Linked DNA regions of Homo sapiens: region 1 is linked to region 2. A link is a loop called in an ENCODE intact Hi-C map of the cell type or tissue named here. Cell type or tissue: prostate gland. All regions are shown on one strand. Links, peaks and the distances in the headings refer to the core of each region. The heading gives the core; the rest is flanking DNA.

Evidence for each region. Hi-C counts contacts between places; a loop is a spot of excess contacts. Peaks named below come from ENCODE experiments on the same cell type or tissue, not always from the same donor. Only the 100,000 strongest peaks of a DNase experiment are listed, where the experiment ranks them.
Region 1: a loop joins it to region 2, with 2.6 times the contacts of the local background. A loop is called at or near these places in 14 of 110 quality-filtered maps.

The regions. Positions count from the first base shown.
Region 1 is chr10:96,030,489-96,038,451 of GRCh38, forward strand. CC2D2B (coiled-coil and C2 domain containing 2B) reads left to right here. Exons shown (of 35, transcript NM_001349008.3): 35 at 1,332-3,257. The coding sequence ends at 1,520. All of the region lies in intron 2 of ENTPD1-AS1 (ENTPD1 antisense RNA 1), which reads right to left. Among named protein-coding and RNA genes, the nearest start is that of CCNJ, 9.1 kb to the right of the region's middle. In prostate gland, for the core only: no CTCF peak of the experiment used is centred there; no DNase peak of the experiment used is centred there.
Region 2 is chr10:96,283,576-96,291,538 of GRCh38, forward strand. No RefSeq gene overlaps it. Among named protein-coding and RNA genes, the nearest start is that of BLNK, 16 kb to the left of the region's middle. RefSeq lists enhancers at 3,902-4,121, 4,632-4,801. In prostate gland, for the core only: no CTCF peak of the experiment used is centred there; a DNase peak (open chromatin) is centred at 4,346; H3K27ac peaks cover 585 bases.

The sequences.
Region 1 (7,963 bases), core at 1,918-6,917, 250 kb before region 2:
GTAAGGAATCTATTGGGAGTTGAGTACTTAGGTGGGGAGGGAGGGATCTACAGGCACTATTCACTCATGAATAGGGAGGAAGTTGTTTTTGCTTTGCTTTGCTTTATTTTAAAGCTTATAAACAATAGAAATTTATTTCTCATGGTTCTGGAAGCTGGGAATTCCAAGATCAAAGTGCTGGCAGAAAAGGGGTTCTTGTATATATAATACACCTTCTTGCTGTTTCCTCATATGGTAAAAGAAGTAAGGTAGGTTTTGCTTTGTTTTTAGTAGAATTAGGAGATAAACAGATAATAAAGCATAGTTAAATATAAGCCAAGGTTTAAAATGTGGAGTACCTATGTAAAATAATCAATTTAGTAATACATAGTCTACAATAAAACTGGACTAAACCCTGCAGCCCATGCTCAAATCCTAGTTTAACTACTCAGTAGCTTTGACCTAGGGCAAGTGACCGAATCTCTCTATACCCTCTACTCCATTAGAAAACAGGAATTTTTTTAAAAAAGTTATCATTTTATCATTGTCTTGAGGATTATGTGAGTTAATAATTACCATGGCACCCAACACCTAGTAAGTATTTAGTAAATGCTATCTATTTTTTTTCTTCTATGTGCCAGGCATTATGCTGGACACTGGAGTTATAGTAGTACACAGGACAGATACAGTCTTGTACATCTGCAGAGATTATGGGTTAGTTAGAGAGAGACCAGAAAACAGGTAATTGCAACATATTTTATTAAGTAAGCTCAAGGAAGGACAGTGTGCTACACAACTACATGGGAAGAGCGTGTGAACAGATTTAAGGATCAGGAAAATCCTCCTGAGCTAAGCAATTACAGTGTGAAAGAATGGTTGTCATCTATGTATTATTAAACAGGTAATTTTCCATGGGACCATGTTCCACAATCCTTTAATCCCATCACATAGTAGTCACTTAATAAACATAAACTGAATCGATGTTGAATAAATTGTTCTGAAATTCTCACTTAAATCCCCCATATGTAGAATCAAGTAATTTTCTCACCAGCAGTTTGCTCTCTAGAAAGTTTGTGGAATGTTACATGTGCAGGCTTTGGACTCAGACCTGGTTGTGCTCCTATCTGTAAAGTAAGGATTATAGTAATACCTACCTCATAGGGTTGTTTGAGGATTAAATATGTATGTGAAGCATTTAGCTGTACCTAGAACATAATTTGGCACCCACAGACAACTATTATAGTATTTTATGAGTACTATTTCTTTGAGGCTTTTGTGATCTTTTTGCATACAGTAATTCCAGATTACCCAGTTGTAATGTGGGTTTATGTGCTGTTCTGTCTTTGATCCAGGTCACGGGATTTCCCATCCAGATGCCATACATTGATGTACAGTCAATTATTGATGCTGTTTATCAAACTGGAATTCACTCTGCTGAATTTCCCCAGACAGAATTTGCTTTAGCTGTATACATTCACCCATACCCAAACAACATATTATCTGTGTGGGTCTATTTGGCTTCCTTAGTTCAACATCAATGAAAAGGAAGCAGAGCAAAGTAAAAGATTGTACTATAGTCCTCTAGTACCAACAAAAACTTTTCTGGTACCTTGAGATTTTGCTGTTTATTCTCAAGTCCAGCTAAGTGCTGGGCCCAATTTTTGATTCACTTACAGAGCTGGGCACTATGGAGACTCGCACCCCTGAGTGAGTCTTTGAGGAGGAGTCTAGATGAGCTTCTCACCAGAGACCTCTCCAGGAAGGACCTTTGGATAGTCTGGCTTTCTTGGGTCACTGTCTGCAGTAGGTCTTATTCTGGGAAAGAAGCAATTTTGGCCTCTTCTCCTAAGACCAATGTTTCTCAAATTGTAGAATTCACACCACCTCCATTTGAATCATCTGGAGAGCCTTGTTGAAAATGCAGATTACTAGATCCTCCTCAAGACCCACTGAATCAGCACCTCTGGGAGTGAAGCTACAGACTCTGCATTATTTTCAACAAGCTCCCCAGATAATTCTGATGCACTGTTATGAGGGAGAGCCCAGCCTTATAGAATGTTGTCACTACTAAACTAAGGCTGGTACGTTTGATGCTGGGTCTGATACAATTTCAGATGGAAGCTGCTCGAGTGGAAAACTAAGGTCATTGCCTCTCATGGATAAAATGTTATTTCACTGGTAAAGAAAAATAAAATAAAATCTACCATGTTGGGCTGATGTTGGCTTCTGGAAGCTTCTCAAAAGTTTGCACTTTGGATGCTACTGACATGAAATTCTTACAGCTCCATGTATTTGGAAGGAACTCCCAGGAAACTCTAATTTCTCCCAATTCTGTGAGGGAGGAAATGGTCTTGACAAATCTCAGGACTCTTTTTTTCCTTAGTGAGCAGCCCCCAACTCTGCCTCTGGCACTTTTTGCTGCTTTTCTTTCTTAGTAGTGGCTTATCTAGATCCTAAGAGCCCCTCAAGAAAGACTGGACAGGGGTCTAAGTAGGAAGCACTATACTTTCTTCTAGTTTATTGTTTTGTCCTTCATTAAAAGAAATGTGTTTATATAATTTACTTACATATGACAAAATAACTTATCAAAAAGAAATAATCAAGGAGTATGGATTTCCAAAGGTTGACCAGAGCAGTTTTGTATGAGGTAAAGATAAAAGAACATTCACCTCTCCCATTGAAGAACCACTGAGGTTTCTTGGTTCACTCCCACAAGCAGAGAGCAGAGACCCCAAATGTATCTGCAGGGAATACCCAATCTGTATCTGTTTCCTAAATGTGCATGGGCTGGTGCCAGAAAAGGCCTCACTTATTTGTGGTGATGTTAGTCTTGGACCAAGCTTGAGATTACTAGAAGAGGCAAAGTAGGGACATGGGTGAAGGAATGTTTTTTTCTCCCAGGTTAAAACCTAACTGTATGTGTCTTGTGGCATGCATAAGAAAACTGATCAGAATTTTTACTTTTATTTGAATGTTTTTGTTTAAATTTAATGTGAAGTTTTATTATTAAACAAGTCCCCCACTTTGATTGATTTAGCACAAAATGATGCTGATGGAAAGATGAGGATGCCAAAGACAGACTGAATTCATGCAACTCATTTCTGTACAGCTTTGAATATTTACATAGCTATTTTATTTGTTGTTCAGGGTTTTTAGAATTGATAGACTGCTTAAGAGTAGGGTAGCAAGTGTTCATAGGAAAGCATGGAGGACCTTTTTATATTGTATCCTTTTTACATGAGTGTTACTTTTTCAATTAAATTTTTTCCTGAAAATCATGAAATTATCTGTAATGAATCTTTTTTTCATGAAAACATTTGAAAAATACATGATTTTAAGTGGAATGTATAATTGCAAAGTTCTTTATATCATTCCATAAATAATTACAGGGCATCCATTACATGCCAGATACTGTGTATTATCTATTTAATAATGTGCTGGAGCACAGTGGTGAAAAGACAAAGACTCTACCAGTGTGAGTCTTACATTTTTAAAGGGGAAACAAACCACAGCAAGTAAGTGAGAAGATTTCAGGGTGTGATGAGTGCTCTAAAGGAAACAAATAGGATGGGATGATAGAGAAGGACTTTGGTGGGGATGAAGGGTATAAGCAGAGCAGTCAGGGAAGGCCTAAGGAGATAACATTTAAGCTGATATTTTAAAAATGATTTAACATTAGAATTGCATTCAGTTGCGTGTAACAGAAACCTAACCACAGTAGCTTAACCAAATAGGGATTATTTTTCACATGTCTCCAAGTCCAGAGGAGGCAGTCCAAGTTTGGTGCAAGAGGCCTACTAACTTCATCCAATTTCTTTGCGATCTCTAAAGAGACTTCTATTTTCTAGCCCAGTGGCTTTCAAATTTCAGCAGGTATAAAAATCACCTGAAGGGCTTGTTGAAACACAGATTGCTGGGCCCCACCCCCAGGGTTTCTGATTCAGAAATTATCAGGGTGATGCCTGATAATTTGCACATGTAAGTTCCCTGGTGATGCTGAGACGGCTGATCTGGGGACCACACTTTGAGAACCTCAGTTCTAGCTTCACAACCATTTTCATGGCTTAAAAATGTAGAAAAGGAAGGGGAAGACAGACGATGCCAACTGGTTCCATTCTTTTAAGAAAGCTTGCCAAGAAGCCATGCCAGTAACTTCTACTTATATCCCTTTGGCCAGAACTGTATCACTCCTAGCCATAAGGGAGCCTGGGAGATCAAGTATTTTAAATGGACATATTGCTCTCCCAACTAAAGTCAGTATCCTATTGGTAAGGAAGGAGGAGAGGGTGGCTGTTGGGTAGGCAAATCAGAGTCTGCCACAGATGAGAGGAAGCCAGTCATGCAAAGACCAGTGGCAAAAAGCATTTGAGGTAGAGGGAACTGCAACTGTGAAGTCCTTCTGTCCAAAAAGAGACTTGCCTGGGGAAGGGAGAGTAGTAGCACATAAGTCTGGAGAGGTAGATAGGACCAGATCACGTAGGTCTTGGTAAAGAGTTTGGATTTTATTTACAGTGCAACAGGAAATCATTGAAAAGTTTTAAGCAACTGAATAAAATAATATTTTTCTTTTTTATATTTGAAATTACTTTAAAAACTATTTTTTACAGATACTCATTATTTTATATAAGTGCATAAATGTCATCATGTTTTTTGAAATGCAGGTTTTTTCTTTTTTTCGCTTGAGTCTCTGTCCACTGCTCTCCTCTCCCCACCCACATTGTTCACTTCTTCTACCTTCTTACCAACCATGTTGCATGTATCCTTTCACTTCACCAACATTCTCAAATATTCATATGCCAACACACACACACATGCACATATATGCATCTGTTACTGTCTTAGAAAAATGAGATGACATATGTTTTTCTGCATATTGTTTTTTTCCTTCAAAAATAGTAAAACACCTCCAAGTGAACTATTCATGTTTCCTAAAGGATGCATAACATTCTACAGTGTGGGCAGGACCACTGCATACACTTAAGGAGGTTATGCACCACATGACTCGAAAGTTTATGTGCAAGGACCCCTAGAGTTGTGTAGTATGTAGAAACCTTGGTTGTAAATGTTATTTATTACAGCTTATTCAAACCATTCCCCTACTGATGGGAATTTCTTTTAGTCCATTTGGTTGACATGTTGTTTATTTTTCCTATATCCTTGCTACTTTTGTGTCTATGAGTTCTATTACTGAAAGAGGAGTGTTGAAGTTACCAACTGTAATTATAAGTTTCTCTATGTCTTTTTTTTTGAGAAGGAGTCTCATTCTGCCACTCAGGTTGGAGTTCAGTGGCACAATCTCAACTCACTGCAACCTCCACCTCCAAGGTTTAAGCGATTCTCCTGCCTCAGCCTCCTGAGTAGCTGGGATTACAGGCGCCTGCCACAATGCCTGGCTGATTTTTGTACTTTTAGTAGAGATGAGGTTTCACCATGTTGGCCAGGGAGTTTATTTCTTCTTTCAGTTTTGTTAGTTTTTGTTTAATGTATTTTAAGTTCTATTGTTAGATGGACACACATTTAGGATTTATGTCTCCTTAATGAATTAACTCTTTTATCATTATACAATGTCCCTCTTTAGTCTCAGTAATTTTCTTTGCTCTGAAGTCTGTTTTGTCTGATGTTAATGTAGCTACTCCAGCTTTCTTTTGATTAGGGTTTGTGTGGTATACATATTTTCATTTTTTTATTTTTAACATACCTATATAATTATAGTTGAAATGAGTTTCTTGTAGACAGCATATACCTGAGTTACGGTTTTTGTTTTGTTTTGAGATGAAGTCTCGCTCTGTCGCCAGGCTGGAGTGCAGTGGTGCAATTTCGGCTCACTGCAACCTCCGACTCCTGGGTTCAAGCAATTCTCCTGCCTCAGCCTCCCAAGTACCTGGGATTACAGGTGTGCACCACCATGCCCAGCTGATTTTTTGTATTTTTAGTAGAGCTGGGGTTTCACCATGTTGACCAGGATGGTCTTGATCTCCTGACCTCATGATCTGCCCACCTCAGGCTCCCAAAGTGCTGGGATTACAGGCGTGAGCCACCATGCCTGGCCTATGATATTTTTTATACCCTCTGATAATCTTTTTTAATTGGTGTGTTTAGACAATTTACACTTAATGTAATTGTTGGTATGTTTGGACTTAGGTCTATCATTTCATTATTTGCATTTCATTTGCTCTGTTTCAGTTCCACTGTTTCCTCTTTCCTGCTTTCTCAGGTTATTTGAACATTTCTTAGTATTTCATTTTAATGTATCTATTATATTTTTGACTATATGTTTTTGTATATATTTTTTAAGTTTTTCTAGGGATTATCCTAATACACATTTAACTTTTCACAGCCTACACAGAATCTACTTTTTACCACTTTTAAGTGGAATGTAGAAATCTTACCACATATTCTTTTGTACTTCTGCCTTTATGGTATAATTGTCTAATATATTGTATCTGTTGAAGTATATGCTGAAAACACTAGAAGACAATGTTCACATTTTTGCTTTTAACCATCAAATGTATTTTAAAGAACTCAAGTGGAAAAGAATGTTTACCCAAACATTTATCACTCTGTTGTTCTTCCTTCATTCCTGATGTGCTAAGTTTCCTTCTGGTATTATTTCCCTTCTGTTTAAAAAATGTCCTTTAGCAATTCTTTTAGAGCAGGTTTACTGACAACAAGTCTTTGTTTTCTTTCATCTTCAAATGTCTTTAATTTCATTTCTGAATGATATTTTTGCAGGATTAGAATTCTGGGCCTGACAGTTCTTTTCTCTCAGGACTTAAAAACAAATTTCAACCTTTATTTTAGATTAAGGGGGCATATGTGTAGGTTTGTTACATGGATATATTGAATGATGCTGAGGTTGCAGATATGAATGAGCCCATCACTCAGGTAGTGAGGATAGTAACCAACAGTTAGTTTTTCAGTCCTTCCCCCCTTCTCTCCCTCCCTGCTCTAGTAGTACCCAGTGTCTATTGTTGCCATCTTTATGTCCATGAGTACCCAATGTTTTGCTCCCACTTGTGAGAATGTGATATTTGATTTTCTGTTCCTGCATTAATTCACTTAGGATAATGGTCTCCAGCTACAACCATGTTGCTGCAGAGGACATGATTTCATTCTTTTCTGTGGCACCTCAGCATTTAAAAAATTTTGTTCTATTTCTCTCTGGTCTTCTTGGTTTCTGGTGAGAGACCCACCATACGTTGAATTTTTCATTCTTCCCCTATAAGTAATGTTTTGTTTCTCTCTGGTTGTTTTCAATTTTTTTCTCTAGTTTTTTAGAAGGGTTTTTTGTGTGTGTGTTTGTTTTTGAGACAGAGTCTTGCTCTGTCACCCAGGATGGAGTGCAATGGCTTAATCTTGGCTCACTGCAACCTCCACCTCCTACGTTCCAGCAGTTCTTCTGCCTCAGCCTCCCAAGTAGCTGGGATAACAGGTGCACCTCACCACGCCCAGCTAATTTTTGTATTTTTAGTAGAGATGGGGTTTCACCATGTTGTCCAGGCTGGTCTCAAACTCCTGGCCTCAAGTGATCCACTCACCTTGGTCTCCCAAAGTGCTGGTATTACAGGTTTGAGCGACTGTGCCCAGCCTAGTTTTTAGCAGTTTTATTATGTGTGTGGGTATAGATTTCTTTGGGTTTATCCTTGTTAGCATCACCTGAGTTTCTGAATCTGTTTTTGTCTTTTCTCAAATTAGAGGAATTTTCAGCCATTATTCTCCCAAATATTTCTGTACCATATTCTTTCTCCTTTCCTTCAGAGACTCCAATGACATAAGCATTAGACCACTGGGTATTATCCCACAGGTCTCCAAGTCTCTGTTCATTTGTTTCCAACTTTTTTTCAGGTTGTACTATTTCTATTGATCTACCTTGAAGTTCACTGACTACTCTGACATCTCCATTCTCCTAATGAGCCCATCCCATGAGTGTTTTTAAGTTTTGTTTTTTTCTATCTTTTTAGTTATAAATTTTCCATCTAATTTC
Region 2 (7,963 bases), core at 1,563-6,562:
AAAACCAAGGCCCAGAGAGTGAACTGACTTGCAAAAGTCCATTTTAGAGAAAAACCCCAAGCCAGAAAAAAACAGGAGCAGAAAGAACTAAGATCTCCTTACTCCTGACCCATGTATAATGTTTTTTGTGTGTGTATGTGTAAAAACAACAATGTCTGTGGTCAAGATATGTTGAATCAGTACAAGGAAGCAAATTTCTCATGAAAAAAAATTTTGTACATGTTTTCTATTAATTATTTAGCCAAATAATTTGGGCCTCTAGGATGAAATGGCGTAAGGAAATTCTCAGATCTCCAACCTGAGATTATCTGAGTGGAATAATTCAAATTCCTTCTTAAGAAATGGCAAACCAAAGACTGGACAGACTGGAAATATCAAAGAATGTATGTGGAGCTGGAGCGAGGGAATTGAATGCGTCACTACCATCCTTCCAGACCACGACTGCCAATCTGTGTGATTTCAACGTTCTGCTTTTTTACAAATGAGAAGACCCGGTATATAAAGTGTAACAAATATTTATAGAAAGCCACTTTTTATGAAGAAATCTTTTTAGATATTCTATAACATTACTGTCTTTCAAATCAATAAGTAACTGGCTAATATTCCAATAGAAAAATGAGCAAAGAACACAAAAGGTTAATTCACAAGAGAAGAGATCCAGATGGCTGATAAAAATATAAACTAGCTCACAATCCCACTAAACCAAAGAAACACAAATTAAACCAAGTATAAAATACCACTGATTTTTTAACCTACCAAAGTAAGCTTTTAAAAAGTTATAAAATTCAGGTTTGGCAAAGGCATTGTTAAATGGGTGCTCTTGCCACTGACAGGACAACAAATTGATAGAAACTTCCTAGAAGGCAGTTTGGTTCTAGGTATCAGGATTCTTAAAATGTTCATATGCTTAAAAGAAAAATATAAAATTTTATTAATTTTTCCTAAGTGTAGAATTATTTATACCAGTATAGAATTAGAAACGATGTAAACATTCAACAATAATATAATAACTTCATAAATTATGATATAGCCGTAAGTGGAATGCTCTGCAGCCATTAAAAACAGTGTTTTCAAATAATCTATAACCATATAGGAAAATCTTTACAATGGACCAAAAAAAAAAAAAAAAAAAAGGGCAGGGCCTGAAACTGTCCATATAGTTTGATTCAGGTTTTATAATCTCGCACACAAACACAAAGGAAAACACACTGATACATTAAGTCTAAGTGTGATTCTCTCTGGGTGATTATCATATCCACTTAAAAAATGTTCCTAAATTTAAAGAATCTTAAAATCTTAAGATCTTTGGATTTATTTTTAAATTACAGTAAAAATTGGAAACATACTTTGTGTACAGGTAAAATATAACTGCTTTGTATAAGTTCCTTACAGCTGCCATAACAAATGACCACAGATATGGTGACTTAAAAAAACAGAAATTTATTGTCTCACAGTTCTGGAGACCAGAAGTCTGAAATCAAGGTGTCAGTAGGGCCATGCTTCCTCCAAAGGCTCTGGAGAAGAATCCTTCTTTGTCTCTTCCAGCTCCTTGTGGCTCCAGCCACTCCTTGGCTTGTGGCTGTATACCTCAAATCCCTGCCTCTGTCTTCACATGGTCTTCTCACTTCTCTCCAAGTCTCTCCTCTGTGTTGCTTATCAGGACACTTGTTACTGAATTTAGGGCCCACCCACTTAATCCAGGATAATCTCAAATTGGCATCCTTAATATAATCAAATCTGCAAATACTCGCTTTCCAAAAAATGTCACATTCACAGGTTCTAAGTGTTAGGCAGTAGACTTATCTTTTGGAGGACTATCATTCAACCTGGGGTAGGAAGTGGGACTGGACTCTGGAGGCGGTGCTCTGACACCAGACCAAATTGAGGGACTAGCTAAAACAGGTGCGTGGCAGAAGCACCTCCCGCTAAGGCACGCCCAACAGTGTGCTGTGTCAGTTTACAGTTGCCATGGCAACACTCAAAGGTTACTGCCCCTTTCCATGGCAATGACCCGACAACCTGGAAGTTACCATCCTCATCCTAGAAATTTCTGCATAAACCACGCCTAAAAGTGGGCATAAATATGAATGCTGCACTATCTCTGAGCTGATGCTCTGGGCACACTGCCTATGGCGTAGAACCTCTGCTGCTGCTGTACACCGCTGCTTCAATAAAAGTTGCAGTTTAACACCACTGGCTCACCCTTGAATTCTTTCCTAGGTGACGCCAAGAAGGCTCCCAGGCTAAGCCCCAATTTGAGGGCTTGCCTGTCCTGCATCAAACCTGCTATATACTGTAAGATGGTAGTTTTACTTACAAATGTCAAACATATAAAAAATATTTGTGTTTCATTTAGGACTCTTTTAACTGCAAGTAACAGCCCAACTCAGGCTGGATTTAAAAAAAGGAAATTGTTGGTATATCCAAATGTGCTGCATCTGAGCAGGCTGCAGAGTTTAGGAACCAAACACTATGGCTAGGACCATTTTTTTTCACTCTGTGTGAGTCGTAGCTAATTTATTCCTTAAAGGTGGCCAGCTGGCTCTGGCTCAGTGTGCTGCTGGATCTAGCTCATATCAACTATTCAGAGAAAATTGTTAAATTTTCAGAAAGTTTGTGAATCTATTGTTAACACAGCCATTATTTGAAAAAAATAAATTATATAAGATTATAATTCAATAAATTATATTTTTAAAATGTTATAAATACTCAAAATTCATGTCTTCCTATTTTACATTTTATATTTTCTATGCTCTTGAGGTGAGTTTCATCTATTGTACTTACGTCTACAATGGAAATACTATGATGGTCAGCAACATTATGTTAGAGCTTGAAATCAGCATGACGGAAGTGTTTCCACCACACGAATTGGCAAATGCTACAAATCAGAGTTGTTTTTCGAGAGCCAGTTGTTAAATATTCACCACCACCATTCCAGCTGCCCCGGACTCACAGCCCCTCAGGTTCAAGTACAGCAGGATAAAGATGGCACCCTCAAAAGTAATGAGATTCACCCTGATTGGATATTTTGTCTGTCTTTCCATCTCTGAGCCAAACACCAAAGCCAGAGGGAAAGTAATACCCTATCCTCCATCCTAGAGCTAGGTTAGTACACACCCAAGCCTATATATATAGGGTGATCACTCCATGACTATCAGGAGATGTCACTGGAAGAAGGGAAAAATGGCTGCTGGGGAAACGTCAAAGTATATCCACCATAGTTGTCAAGCAGTAGCTTACACATGGTCTCAAGGGCTCCTTCTTTCATTCCTCATTGATAAGAGGCATGTGGTTCTGGACCAATGAAGCTCTGGTAAATGGGGTGAGATGGGCAGGTTCTGGTGCAGATCTCTTCCCCATAACCCCCAACCTCTCTTTTTGGTGGGATGATGTCCCCGCTGTCTTCTCCCTCAGGCCTGTTTTTTTTTAATGCTCACAGCTTGGCTCCAACTTAGATGAATGGAGCATGCATTTATAGGTTGTGTAGGTTCCTGAGATTTTTTAAAAAATGAATTTATTTCTTCCTTTTGAGGGGTTCCTAGTCAAATGGAGGAGACATATACAAATAAATAATAACCAAATGATGTAAAGTGTGCTTTCACAGACATATGGAAAAGCTGCACTGGGGAAGTTCAGAAAATTAGGGACAGACTCCCAGAGAAGAGGACATACGTGAGCTGGACCTTTACATCCAAATAGGTTTCCTGTGTGGCTAGAGGAGCACAGAGAAGATGTTCCATTCCAAAGGAACACAGAGAGCTAAGGTACCACAAGGTCACCTGGGTTCCTTTACTCCACCCTTTTTCCAACACCCTAGACACCCTAGAAAGATTTCCCTTCCTCTCTCACTCTCTTTACCATTCTGAGCCAAAATAGAACCCAAACATGGGAGCGACACAAAAGCACTGCTGAATGCAGACTGGTGTGGAGGATGAAGAACATGCCCAGGCTTTAAACTGAACACGCAAAGAGCCTGGGCCATTGGAAGGACCCACAGGCACCTTGGAAATCCCCAGCTGCCTCCACCACAACATCAGGTGAAATCCATTCCTCTTCCAGTATAAGCATTCAAGGCCAACCATTCCTTGCTTTGTTAGCTTTTCTTTTTGGCTCAATTACTGTATCAGCACAGAATCATTTTCTATTTTCATCTCCAGGGCAGACGTTTCTCCAACAGTCTTTTGAGCCTGGGGACCAAAACACCATTTATAGCTTTGCTTCTATGGGAAAAAGTGCTTTTAAGTACCAAACAACTGACTTACAAATAAATGATTAAACTCAACTGCCCTTAAGCAATGAGCTTCCTGTAATGTTTTGCACAGTTCAGTGCCAAAGGCTAATGTGTGTGTGTATGTATGTGTGTGTGTTTTAACATTTCTAAATATGGGCGCCAGGTGTTGCATTTTCAGACTGACCGAGTGTAACTTTTTTCTTCTTAAAGCAACAGAGTCGTTTTTTTTTAGTGAACATGTATCTGTTTAAAAGAAAAGGTGAAAGAAATGGCAGGGGCCACAAAAGAAAAGCAACACTGAAACTTTAGTGGAGAAAGATATATTTGCACCATATAAGAAAAGAGGTTAACTTATTTTTAAAACTTTATTATTACAGATTAAGGCAAGCCTGCAACCATAGGGAAAGTTCAAAGATCAAAACCTCCTGCACAGCTTGGTTTTACTTTGAGTCCAGCGACCCAAAGAGATCTCCACGATGAGGTTTCTAGTCTCTTTCAAAGCAAGCCCAGATGAACAAAAATTTTAAAAGCATGCTGTGAAGATAGTACATAAACTGTGTCCCCGATAAATCAGTATCAGGGTGACCCCATCAGAAGGAGTGACCATGCAAATTGCTTTTTTGCATCAAAAGAAGACGACAGGGCTTAGTGCTTGATTCATTTCAATCTCCCACTCCTTGATTCCTCTCTGTTTCTTTTCTATACCCTTGACTGATCTTCTGTTCTCAGTCTTTTCGTTTCTCTCTCACTTCCTCTAACAGCAGGATATGATATAGTGAGAATTAATACTCCCAAACAAAAAAAATTAACTATAGTTTTTTTTATCCTTTCAAAACAAAACCATTTCTTTACTGCTGTTCTTTCAAGATTCATGATGTTTGTGTATACTGGCATGATGAAGCATTTTTCCCTGTATGCATTGGTATATGATTTTTCTATATCCCTGAATGGTAGGTATTTTAATAATACTGATAACTATCAAATTTTTTAAAACTTGCTTGTGGCCAGGCATGGTGGCTCACGCCTGTAATCCCAGCACTTTGGGAGGCCGAGGTGGGTGGATCACCTGAGGTTGGGAGTTCGAGACCAGCCTGGCCAACATGATGAAACCACATCTTTACTAAAAATACAAAAAATAAGCCGGGCCTGGTGGCAGGCGCCTGTAATCCCAGCTACTCGGGAGGCTGAGGCAGGAGAATCACTTGAACCCAGGAGGCAGAGGTTGCAGTGAGCCGAGATCAGGCCACTGCACTCCACAGCGAAACTTCATCTCTAAATAAATTAATTAATTAAATTAAATTAAAACATAAAAACTTGCTTGTGTTTTTGAACAAAGTCCAATATTTCATGGAGAGCAGGACTGGCTATGTATGTTGTGAGATCCAGTGCAAAATGAAGATGTGAGTCCCCTTCTTCAAATTGTGAGACAAGGTGAGAGTCTTCTGAATGTAGGGCCCTCTGTGACTGCACAGGTCCAGGTCCATGGAGCGGGCTCTGTGGGTGGGTTTTTATTCATGAGAGCACACACACACGGACACACGTACAATTCTCTAGACTAGTATAGAATTAACCAAAATTCACCATGAAAATTAAATCACGTGACCCCCATCAAAAAGGCCAAAGTATCCTGTGCTGGTTTCCAGTATACTTCTTGAGAATTCACTTACCATCATTGACAGAGAGAAAATATTGTTGTAATTCGTTACAGCACCAGGACCAACTGATGAGTGGGATGTTTTGGGTAACTTGTTTCCAAATTTTTAAAACTTAATAAGCATACGCAAAATGTGCTCGACAGAAAAGGAATTTTAGAGCCACCTTTCCCTCAGGGCTGGGAGCATTTGTAATACTGCGTGTGGAGGGCTCCAGCGCAGGGAACCATGATTGACAGCAGCCACCATGTGATGGATGGATGACCAGATTGATGTATTGATAAGGCCAGGCTTGCAGAAGAGAACTCTGAAGAGCAGGTTTTTCTGGTTCCAACAAATTAAATCACAGTCACATTTTTCTTCAATTAGTGACCCATATCTGTTTTCACTTTCTCCCAATCCTTCTGCTGGTCCCATGGATGCCCCCTCCCCCTTAAGCCCCCACTCATTGTCCCCACCCCTTGTCACCTGGACATTTTTCCTTCCCCTGTGATAATGGAGTCATCATCCCATGTCCTTTCTTGCAAACTTGACAGGGTATTAGAGGCATCTTCTTCCTCCTAGGCTTCTGTTGCCTTTGAAGTGAGGTAGAGCATTTGTCTATGGGATGGGGAAGAGTGAGTGTCCAGATTCCAGTTGCACCTCTCGATTGCAGACAATTTCTACTGCATCTCCCAAGGGCAAACACAAGTCACCATCATGAATTTACACTTTGTTCTCAATTGCCCACTCCAACCTCCTATCTAGAGTCACATAAGCATGAGAAATGAATGTTGTCTCATTCAATCTTTATAATCCCTTGGGCACAGATGAGAAAAAGGCTTTGGAGAGGTTAAATAACTATTAATAAGAAGAGGGATTGTGATTCGATCACTGCATTAACTGACTCTCACCATTCTTCTGTACTGTCCACAAAACTTTGCTATAAATTATAAAACAAAAGTTTAACTAGATAATCATTATATATACAAGATTCTAAATAAGCTAATTCACTCTCCCTATGGTTTCCTATTTTCTACCTCCTTCCAGATCATTCTTCCAGGTGCGGCCTCAGCTCCCTCTCCCTCGAAACCCAGTGGATGATTCTAACTTCCCGGTCACCTCTTCCTTTCCTACCAACCCCCCACTGCCACTCAGAAGCTGTCAGAAAACACATTTAAGCAAACTAAAAATAGCAAACCCAGAATACTCCCCAGCAAGGAGAAAGAAGCTAATCATCTTCAAAGAAGCTGAAAGGATTTCAAGAATGGTGAAACATTCACAAATATAGAATTGTGTTGTATAAGTTAACTGGCAATGCTGTACCACCTTGTAAAAATTCAGATAACAGCTCATGTGCCTGTAGTCCTGTACAGTTTATAAAGCACCAATGCACTTTAACTGCACAGCATATTATGGCATAGATGCCATTATTAGGTCCATTTTTACAGAGGCGAAAGCTGAGGCACACAGCAGTTGCATGACTTCCCCACAATTAGTCAATATGAGAAGTGAAGTCAGGTTTTCTAACTTAAGAGCCTGTGTTGTTTCCACTCTCCCACACAGCTATTTGTTGAATTAAATTTTCAGATCAATGCACTTTTATTTCTTCTTTTTCCAAATAACAACAGATACAATTCAGAAAGAGCTAAGAGCCTCATCTAACATTCTGCAGCTTAGACCTCCTCCTGCTGCCAAATTTAGAAGTCATGGACCTTCGTGTATTCTTTCAAAAGTTAACTAGGTTTTAAATAAGTGGAGAAAATATGGATTATTTAATAAAAGAATCTAGGACAAGTAGGAAGCTACTTGGGGGAAGAGAAACTTGGATCCAATACCTCACTTGTTACACAAAAATAAATTCCAGTGGATTAAAGATTTAAATGTGAAAATAAATCCCTAAAAAACCTAGAAGAGAACATCATTCCCATCCCTCACCATCCCACTCCACCCCATCCCACCCGCTGCTGCTTAGGGTTTAGAATCTCTGAGTGGGAAAGGGCTAAGTATGACACAAACAGAGAAGCCATAAAGAATAAGATTGATATATTTGACTACATTTAAAAGATCTGCATGTTTAAAAGTCACCACCATTAACCAA